2 separate regions of the Homo sapiens genome follow, and region 2 is linked to region 1. The links are chromatin loops, found by intact Hi-C in ENCODE. Cell type or tissue: ascending aorta. All regions are shown on one strand. Links, peaks and the distances in the headings refer to the core of each region. The heading gives the core; the rest is flanking DNA. Region 1 overlaps PATJ (PATJ crumbs cell polarity complex component). Region 2 has its middle 120 kb from the start of TM2D1.

Region 1 (5,392 bases), core at 214-5,213:
CAGTGTTACTGAGTCTTGAATATAGTATGCCTTAGTATTTGTGCAAAAAATCTAGTGTGTAGTTTTGACTGCCTATTAACTCTGTTAGAATTCTCTTTTTAAAAGATTTATAAAAGTTGTAGGACGGGATTGTATACATTTCATGTATGTCTTTAAGTTGTCTTTTTCCTTACCCTATGCACAACAGAATGACTTTCTGAGCACATTGAAAATGTTTTAAAAATAGGTAATACATACATATGGCAGAAAAATTCAAAGGTGTATAAAGATATCCTGTGACAAGTAAATCTACCTCTGACCATAATCCCTTACTTCTTCCAGGTAAAAAACCTTGGTTTTTCTTGTCCATCCTTCCAGAAACATTTTATATATACATGGTTATATAAGTAATAGTACTTATTTAATTTTAAAAAAACTTTGACATATAAATGGATTATATCATACACACTTTAAAGGCTCTGTATTTTTTTTCTTAAAATTATATGCTCTTTCATTTTGGTACTTATAGAGCTACCTCTTTTTAATGACTACATAGTATTTTTATTGTTGATGTACAATAATTTATTTCATCAGCCTCCTGTACCCAGTTGGTGGGCATTTTAAGTAAGGCTTTAGTGGATATTTTTGTGATACTCTTTTGTTAAAAGGTGGGAATAAATCTTGTAATAGGTAGGTGATAAATTCCTAGAAGTGGAATTACTCATCAGAAGAGCATACTGTATCTTTTAAATTTTGGTACATATTTACCAAATAGCTTGCATTTAAGTTTGTGAGACTCAAATATATTTAGACCACTTAAAATGGATCCTTTCTTATGTAGAGTTATTTCTTTATTCCGATAATTCTCATGGAAGATAGTGTAAGCAGGTGTGTAATTCATGAATTTGCTAATGGTTTTCTATGATGTGGACAGATTAAGTGATAGCAATATATAACTATCAATTTTGTTTCAACTTTATATATGGCGGTAATTAATTTATTGGCCTTTGTAGCTAAGTGGGCATAAAGTGTTTATATTCAGACTATGATATTAGTGCCCCAAACTCTATTTCTATTTCTTCCACTTAATTTTATTTATTTATTTCTTCTTCCACAAATTTTAATCTTGTTTTACTTTTGTTTATTAGAGAATTTAGCTTAAAGTGGTGGGGTTGGGGGGAGGGCATTAGGACTTTAATTTTTACCAAGAGATTTGAGAATTTGAGTAAATGCTAATATCAGTATATAGTTTTCAATAGCCTGTGCAAGCCTACTGTCTTCATGTTCATCTTAGCTAATCAGTTTACAGAATGTAGGATTTAGCATTTGATAGGTATTGATATAATTTTAACACATTAATAGTATATAGAGTGGTAACACTATAAAGTCAGGTATGTAACCATATTATTTCCAGAATCTAAAATATAAAGGATAGGCATGTACTATAAGTTATTATACAGTTTCACATTAATGCTCAAGGGATCTTATAACATGGCCACTGACATCTAGGTTTTTTTTTTCTCTTGCCTTTTTTTTTTTTGGGAGCTCTTTGGGTCCACGTCACCCATATAAGATATTGGTACTAAGCAAAATGCAGTCAATCTGCTACTAATGGCAGTATCTGTAGTCTTGCAGATATATCATATGCCTTACTGTTGAACAAACCACACAGCTGCATTTAAAGGTCACTTTTTGCTTAACGGAACTTAGGGGAACTGATAAAGGCTACTTTTTGCCCATCCCTGACTCCTATCCACATTTATTTTTATTAACATCAAAGTACTGTAAGTTCCAGTGCCAACTGGGCTGAAGATTTCTTTTCACAGAGGATTTGCTTCCTTTCCCTCTATGGGAAAGTTCTGTATCCCTTAAATCATTTTAAGCTGCTTCATTTGAAAAATAATTCTTAGTGGTGTGCTCATGGAGTGGATTGATTGTGGCTACTGGGGAAATTCTCTCATGGCTTAAGTTTTGCTTTTCAAGCCTGCAAAGTGGGTGAATGAAGGGAGCCCACTCCTGGTGTGTGCAGTTTGTAGTGTGCTCAGGATGACGACTGACTTCCAAAAACCTCAGTGCAGCAAGACTAAAGGCATCAGGAGACCAGAAGCCACTTAATAAGAGATCAAAGAGGCTGTGTGTATATCAGCTTGAAATCCAGATAGTACAGATCAAAAGCTTGCCTTAGTGAGGCAGCTGCAGGGGGATAAAGTTAGCAGGAGGCCTCAAAGATCTTAAGTCAGGCCTGATGTTGAACTTTGCAGGGATTTCATCGCTCTGGAATACGAATGTGGCAAAAAATCCCATTGTGTCTAGTGGGGGCGAAAGAGAATAACAGGCAAGCAGCAAATGCTTGTCAGCTTTCTCATAGGGTAGCTTTCCTTTTAACACGTGTTTATCCATGACAGTTTCTGCTTCATACTTGAAGGCATTGTTGAGGAGGAGAGGATCCTGAAGATGGTGAATCTACTGTATTACCTTTAGTGAGTGTTTCAGACGTGGCCAAACTATAAATATTAGTGTTTTTGGAATGGCCATGGAGAGCTAAAATGTGGCCATAAAGGTGCTCAGATTTACTGCCATAACTGGTAATCACATCTCTCCTGCAAAGTGCTCAAGATATCCAGGAAGTGAGTGGGTATCAGCCTGGCTATGCATCTGTCCCTCATGTAATTAAAAAACAGAACAGCTATTAAAAAAAAAAAGGAATAGGAACAGTTAATCGAAAGAAGAAACTCGGTCCCCAGAGGTGTTTCATCACCAGTCTTCTACCTGTAGCAATGGATGTGTTCTGGAGTTCCCAGTTGAGTGTGATGTCAGTATTAAGAACCATGGTAGTAGATAAAGTCATAGCCCTTCCTAGAGTGTGCCAGAGTGATTGAATCAGATTAACAAGTAGGTATTGGAAATCTGTTTGTTCAAGGTGTGATGATTTGTGCTCCTCCACCTTGTTTGTGAGTGTCATTTGGAGCAGGCAGTGATCCAGAAAAGCCAGGCTTTCCCAGTGAGTGCCAGGAAGTGGTGCTGCCTCCTTCTGGTACCAAACATCTAGTCTGTGAATGATGCTTGAAAGCAGATTGACTTGACTGGCTGATTTTTACACACCATTTCTAGGGCTCAAGTTTCCCTTTCAGCCCTTTCCTCTGTATTTTATTTTAATCTGATATTACATTTATCAGTACAGCACTGAACATATGGTATGGTTGAGAGGACTAGCTTACGAGTCAGAAAGCTCCCAAACGTCCAGGTTTGCATTCTGGATATACTCTTGGGACTTTGGCAAGCTTGTTAGTCTTTCTTATTCTCTGTTTACTAAAATGATAATATCTAAAATAGAAGTAATATTTGCTTTATAAGATTACAAGGACTAAATAAAAAGATGAATATAGGCTGGGTGTGGTGGCTCATGCCTGTAATCCCAACACTGGGAGGCTGAGGCAGGAGGATTACTTGAGGCCAAGAGTTCAAGACCAGCCTGGGCAACACAGTGAAACTGTCTCTACAAAACCAAAAAAACTTAGTCAGGCATGGTGGCGTGCACCTGTAGTCCCAGCTACTCGGGAGGCTTGAGTCCAGGAGTTCAGAGGCTGCAGTGAGCTGCGATCACACCACTGCACTTCAGCCTGGGTGACAGAGTGAGATCAGGTCTCAAAAAAAAAAAAAAAATGCATATAAATGCCTATGCTTTTCTTAACTCAAAATAATCAGTGTTCCTATTATATTTACTGAAAAATGATGATAATGATAATGAAGATTTTCAAAGATAGAATCTGGGTACAGATTTGTTGTGCTTGTTATTCATTCTCACCTTTAAAAGATACGAGCCAGTATGGAGACTATAAAAATGAAAAGGTATACTCCTATATATAATAAATATTTGCTGAGCATCTCCTCTTCCAGGTATTGTTCTAGGCATTGGGGAGCTAGCAGTGAACAAATTAGATGAAGTCTGTCCTCATGGAGTTTAAATTCAATTTGGAGTAGACAGACAGCGGACAAATAAGCATATATTACAACAGAATAAAGAGAACAGACTTGGCAACAGCTCTGTACAATATGTTATAATTTTAGCAATGGTGAAAGTAAGACTAAAAGACTCTCTGAGTGTTATTTCTTGGGATCCAGAGAGGCCCCAGGGGGAATTGAGGTCTGCTGTGTGGACAGTAAGGGATTGGACATTCCAGCCACAGTGAATAACCCAGAATTAATAAGTTAGTCCTGATTTCATGTTTTTATTTTCTTTTGTAACTAAATTGCTTAATATTTTCCTTAACTTTCAAATTTTATTTATTTTAATGAAAAATCCTTTGAAAACTTTGTGTTCTGATTTTTTATTTGGAAAACATGGCCACATGGTTTAATAGCTAACAATTACGTACTGCTTACAGTTCCCTCTTTTTTGAGGTTTCCCTTTCCATGGCATCAATTACCCACTGTCAACTGCAGTCTGAAAATATTAAGCTATTTTTGAGAGAGACCATATTCACATAAATTTTATTACCGTGTATTGTTATACTTGTTCTTTTTTTATTATTGTTATTAATCTCTTACTGTGCCTAATTTATAAATTAACCGTTATCATAGGTGATACGGTTTGCCTCTGTGTCTCTACCCAAATCTCATCTCAAATTATAATCCCCATGTGTCAGGGGAGGGACCTGGTGGGAGGTAATTGGATCATGGGGATGGTTTCCCCCATGCTGTTCTTATGATAATGAGTGAGTTCTCACAAGATCTGATGGTTTAAAAGTGTGTGGAAGCTCCCCCCTCATTCTCTCTCTCTCCTGCTGCTGTGTAAGATGTGCCTTGCTTCCCCTTTGCGTTACACCATGATTGTGAGTTTCCTGAGGTGCCCCCCAGCCATGCGAAACTGTGAGTTAATTAAACCTCCTTTCTTTTACAAATTACCCAGTCTCAGGTAGTTCTTTAGAGCAGTGTGAAAATGGACTAATACAACAGGTAAGTATGTAAGGGAACAATCATAATATATATAGGACTTGGTACTATCTGTGGTTTCAGGTATCTGCTGGGGGTCTTCGAACGTATTCCTTATAGATAAGGGGGGACTACTGTACTCTGTGTCAGGAATTGTTTAAAACACTTTAGGTATATTGACTGATAAAATCTTCTACAACCTCCAGGCTGTAGGTCCTGTAATCATCCTTGTTTTATGGATAAGGAAAACTGATGCTGAGGTTAAGGAGTTCACTCATGACCACCCAGTTAGTAAATGGAGCTGAGCTCCTGAGTCTGTGGTTTTGTCAGGTATAGTCTGTAGACCAAAAACAATACTAATTCTTCATAATTATGGCTCAACTGAAAGGTGATAGAAATTTCTAGTTATTTTGTCATTCTAGAGAAACATACTTAATATAATTTTAAAAGCTTTTCTTCAGATTATTCTTGAAGCCTTATG
Region 2 (5,392 bases), core at 269-5,268, 240 kb before region 1:
GAAGAAGCACGTGTTGTCTTGCAACAGTGCAGTCCCTGCTGTCTTCCAGCTCTAATTGTCAAGATGCTAGTCTCCAGAGAGCGAGGGCTCCAAGCAGTTATTAGAGATGATGGCATTCCTGGAGTGCTGGGGGGCATGCTCTGCCCTCCAAACTAAACAGTTCTCTTATGGCTTCACCCTATGCATTCCTCCTTATATTAATGCAGGAGCTGATAGATTGGTTGAGAAGCTGCAACTAATATTTTTGAGGGCATAAAAGATGATTGTGTTAGTTCTAATTCCAGAGCCCATCTTTTTAGCAGATTATGATGGATGACTCGCCGTGGTGGTCAGCGCCTCCTGTATATTTTAGGTGGAATGCTTTCTTTTGACACATACTTTACAGAGACACATGTGTATCCTATTTTAATTAATGGAAGAAATGATTCACTCACAAGTGAAAGATTTAATTAAATAAAGGGTCAGCACTGGTCAGCCATGAATCGCAAAATACCTCAGGTGTTTATTAGTCTCTCTGCCATCTCTGCATGCTATCTGGAGTGCCACATGGCAGTAAAAGCAGGCCTTGCAAAGAAATGAAATGAAGTTTCATTCATTCATTCATCCAACAAATAGTAATTGAGCCCCTACTGTGTTTGAGGCACTGTGTTAGGCTCTGGAGATACCATGGGGAAGAAAGACCTAGTTTTTACCCTTATGGTGACTACAGTACAGTGGGGGAGGAAAGAAAAAAATGAGGAAAGGACAAAAAGGACACAGTTATTACAGATTGCAACATGCTTCATGAAGTAAAAATAACAGTTTGTGGGCGGTTTTCCTTGCAATGTTTTGTAATCATTTTTTAAAGAAATTAATACTCATCTTTACAATGCCATACTTGTTTAATTTTGGAATATATACCTGAAATCAATCTGGCCCCCATGCAGTAGATAAAATATTTTATTCCTATGAGCAGCAGCTATACATATTGAGTTTCCCAAACTTAGGATCATTGTTATTTTCAGGAAATATTGGAGAACACAATTGCTTATCTCGTTAGCTCCTTCCTCTAAGTTGGTCAACCTTGTGCTTTGGAATCAGACAACCCTGGATTCAAATCCTGACTTCTTGACTTGTTCACTTTCTAACCTATAGTATTACTTTGCTTTTCTGACTTCAGAGAATAATAATAATAGTACATAAGACACTGAGTCATTATGAGATAATACATAGAGTACCGAATACACAAAAAGGACTCCATTGATATTTGTAGTTCATGTTCTTGTTATATTATTATTATTATTATTATTATTAGTAGTAGTAGTAGTAGTAGTAGTAGTATTTTTCCCTCTCTTCTGGAACTTTCCACATTCTACTTTTTTCTAGTTGTTCATGTTATTTTCTTATTCTGTCATTTGGTTACAGAGGTCACAACTCTTTTAGCACTGAACCCAGGTGATATATGGTTAATACTCAATAAATAATTGCTGAATAAATAAATAAAAGTATTTCTACCTCTTTTTGGAACTGAGTAGAGAACAAGTTAACAATAAACAAAGTCTCCCGAAAGCTTCCCATGACACTTGGAATAAAATATAAATGCCTTGTCATGCTAAACGGGAGCCTACAGGCTTTGGTCTCTGCTTACCTTTCTAATCTCAAACACCACCACTTCCCCTTCCACACTGGCATCAGCCACTGGCTTTGCCTGTCTAGGGAATGCCTTTCCTCTAGAACTATGTATGGCTCACTCCTTCCAGTCTTTCTGCTCAGGTATCTTCTCCTCCAAGAAGTCTTCTCTAATCACCTTACCTATTCATTTTCTATATCCTTATCTTAATATAGTGCCTTATTTTTCCTTAAAGTGTTATTGCTGTTGGAAATTAAATTATAGATTTTTGAATTTACAAGTTGATTGTATATCTCCCCCACTTATAACATACAAATTGCTGAGGGCAAGAGACTTGTCTGTCCTTGTTCAGCCCTGAGTCATCATGCCATTGAATGAATCAGACAAATGAAGAATCTATTTTTATTTTCCTGAGAAAATATAGGTGTAAGAACTATCCAAATAGTTTCCAAAGTACAGTAGCCTCTAAAATATAAGAACGTTCCCTAAAATTTCTTGCTTGCGGCAGGCACTTCTGAATTTAATTTCAGAATGACAGGAAAGGGAAAAATAAATTATTCTAGTCACATGGAAAATGAAGAAAAAACCAAAAGGAGGTCTCCCAACCCCCAAATTTTAATAGATTTCCTAAACAGTTTTGCTTTCTCACCATGAGTCTAACCTTTTTGTAACACTTCCTTTGCGATTAATAAGTAGCTGGTTACTCTTGTTCTCCAAGCCAGGAAACATGGATTTTCTTTAGTTTTCACATGATCTGGCCCAAAGCATCGAGCAGGAAACTTGGATGTTTCACTTGGCATATTTCACTGACTGAGAACCAAAGAACTGCAAACAAGAGAGATGTCTCCATTTGCCTAGGACGTCTTCGTGGTAGAGGAAAGGCGAGAATCATGTATACCAAGATACTGTCCAGGAAATAACAACTGTGATTAACTCCCACTGGAATGGAAGAAAGGAGGGGAACTGGTAGATTTTCTTCTACTTCTAAAAATGTGAGCCATCAGAGCCTGGGTGTGCCATGTACAAGTTGTTGCATGGTGTGGGGCTTTGCTGTGGTTGTTTGGAGCGTTTTGTCCCGGAAGTCTCTCCAAAGAGCCTTGCCGGCTGTTCCTGGCAACGTCGGGCCTGGCTTACTCAGATTAGTGTTTTAGGAGAGGTGCTTTGGGGTAACAGAACTGGCTTCATTTCCACCATGACCACATCGGCCCTGTTTTCTGCTGTGCAAAAACAAAATTCTAAAAAATGTTACCATACCAAATTGTAGGCTGCTTTTGTTTTATAAACAATTTTTTTAGTCTGTGGAAACTGTAATAAAGACTAATGACATATCCAGTTGTTTTCCAGAGCGCCAACTCAACTTGGGGGACTTTTTCTCTCAGCATGAGGTCCTGTCTTTCTTTCCTAGCAGATATTCCTGAAATTCATCTCCATGCGGTCAAGTACGTAGCAGTGGGGTGAAGTACTTGGCACCCCACCGTGGAACCATGAGCTTCTTTCTGCCTCTGAAAGAGGAGGTTTTGGAACCACCAATAGAGCACCAGTGGGCACCAGCTAGAGTCAAGGAAGTGTTCTTGGAGCGGATCTCAGTTCTGCCAGGCAAGGAAGAGGCTCCCTTGTAAAGGGTGTGATGCATTTGGGGCTCACATAGCCCACGGGCAGTGAGAATATTTCACGAAGGCTTTGTTATTCCCAGATGCCTAGACAATTCCCTGAAGTTCATTGCTTTCAAATGCCTCGCTGCTCTGAGTACGATTTCATATGAGGGAAGCAAGATGAAAGCTTACAACAGGATGTCACTGATTTTTCAAACACAAAGCAGGCCAAGGTGATAATACTAATGGAACAAATGTGCTCTAGGAGAAAATCTAGTAGATTCTTATCATTTACACACATGAAAAATCACAAAATCGAGGTGAGCGCCAGAAGCCTTTCCCTTGTAACCAAGAAAACTTGGGCTAGCTGCTCTAATCGCCTGAGGACAGATCCCATTTACAACTGATTCCATCTACAGCTGAGGGAATCCGTGCAGTGTTTTCACTCCCAGATTGCATGAAGCCATGGTTAAGAATCAGACTGCCATCCCATGATTGTGCCTTAAATTTCACGTCTATAAAAACAGAAAAATAATAAACTTATCTAAAAGTGTTGTTATAAAAATTAAATAAACTAATCTACAAATGTGCTTGGCATAGAGTCTAGTATATAGTGAGTGCTCGATAAATATTACTTACAAAATAAAATTATTATTACAGTTATAATTTATGGCATTATTATTATAATTTTCACTGTCTTTTGAATTGAGATTGTCTTGTAGCCTGTATATTAAGAGGTAAAATACAAAATCACTGTTCTTCAAGGCAAATTTATTGGAAAAATACTACAGGTGATGCTACAGATTTCTTTAAGTATATTCTTAACATTCTCTTCTACTAATAGTCTATAAGTCCCCTTTTAATATCTTCTTTACTATTCTTTCTTCAGTGCCTGATGCATGAGACTCCTCAAAAAAAATTGCTAATTTTTTTTAGCAAATAAGTGTTCTTTATTCATACAGAAAAAATTCATTCATACTTTCAACCTAAGAAAGCTGATTGAAAACAACAGTAATAACTACTGCCTGAGTAACCTCTACTGTTCTTCCATCTAACACTTTTTCAGCAAAGAAATTTCCCTGGTGAGTATAAAAGTTCTAAGATTGATGTCATTGTGAGCAAGTGAGCTCTCCATCCTTGCATTTCACTCTTCCTGGTGGTCTCTGTTAAAGAGATCTCGCTCTTAAGAACAGAACCTACAAGACTGGCTAGAACATCTCCTTAGATACATCATTTGAAACACTGACTCATTATTTTAATAGCATCTTTCTTAAATTAGGGTCAGAATTCTTTTCCCAGCATCATCCTTTCTATCTATTTTAAGACAGAGCCATCACTGTCTCATGTCCCCACTAATTGGATAAGTGGGTCTTTCTGACCTTGCAACAACTAAGTAGAAAGCATACTTAGTGACTGTAAAATTGACAGGCTTCTCTTTTTCTAAGTGGCAGGTATAATCTAGGACTTTTTGAACAGCACTTTGAGTTCCTACACTTTTCTATAAAGGGGTTTATATGTGAGTTGGCAGAAGATGGGGAGTTAACAATGCAGGGATCTACCACGTTCATTTCAAGCCATGTGCAAGGGGTTTCCATTGCACCACATGGAGAGAGTAACATGTTGGCAGATACCACCATGGCTTGTATTCTGACCCCTAGCCGGGAAATCTAGAAGCTGGGCCATGGGATAACCGGCCTTTTTGATGGTGGAGTCAGGAGACGGCAGCTGAGACTCCAGAGAGCTTTCCCCGCTCCTCTTCCATGTGAGGATATAATGAGAAATTAGCTCCCTAGCAGCTCATAATGAGGCTGTCATCTACTGCGGTGAGAGGGCAGAGAAAGTTAAGGTCAAAGTGGCCAAGCACCAGAAAAGGTTAAATGACCAACCAAAGCATATCTGTTATGCAGGGTCAGGGCCTTGGCTGGGAAACAAATAGGACTGAACACTTGGAATCATGTGGTTGAATGCCCCTTCAAATTTTGAACTCCTAGACTTCTCTGAATTCTTTCAGCCTGAGAAATGTCCATTCCTCCCTAATAAGAGCAAGAACTTCTCCTTGCTTGAAGACAATGAAGAGGCCTCTGATCTGAAAGACAACATATAGCCCCCTCAGGACCTGTTCCCAATTTCTCCCTTACCAGTAGGCCTATAACTAGGATCAGGTCACGATATAATCCCACCAGCGTTAGAC

Evidence for each region. Peaks named below come from ENCODE experiments on the same cell type or tissue, not always from the same donor. Only the 100,000 strongest peaks of a DNase experiment are listed, where the experiment ranks them.
Region 2: it touches region 1 in a loop (2.6-fold over the local background); 4 of 110 quality-filtered maps call a loop at or near these places.

The regions. Positions count from the first base shown.
Region 1 is chr1:61,840,094-61,845,485 of GRCh38, forward strand. The region is part of intron 17 of PATJ (PATJ crumbs cell polarity complex component); the gene reads left to right. Among named protein-coding and RNA genes, the nearest start is that of MIR12132, 3.3 kb to the right of the region's middle. In ascending aorta, for the core only: a CTCF peak has its summit at 3,021 (motif pointing left); no DNase peak of the experiment used is centred there; H3K27ac peaks cover 4,073 bases.
Region 2 is chr1:61,604,121-61,609,512 of GRCh38, forward strand. No RefSeq gene overlaps it. Among named protein-coding and RNA genes, the nearest start is that of TM2D1, 120 kb to the right of the region's middle. RefSeq lists an enhancer at 2,021-3,220. In ascending aorta, for the core only: no CTCF peak of the experiment used is centred there; DNase peaks (open chromatin) are centred at 2,721 and 3,076; H3K4me3 peaks cover 835 bases; H3K27ac peaks cover 4,159 bases.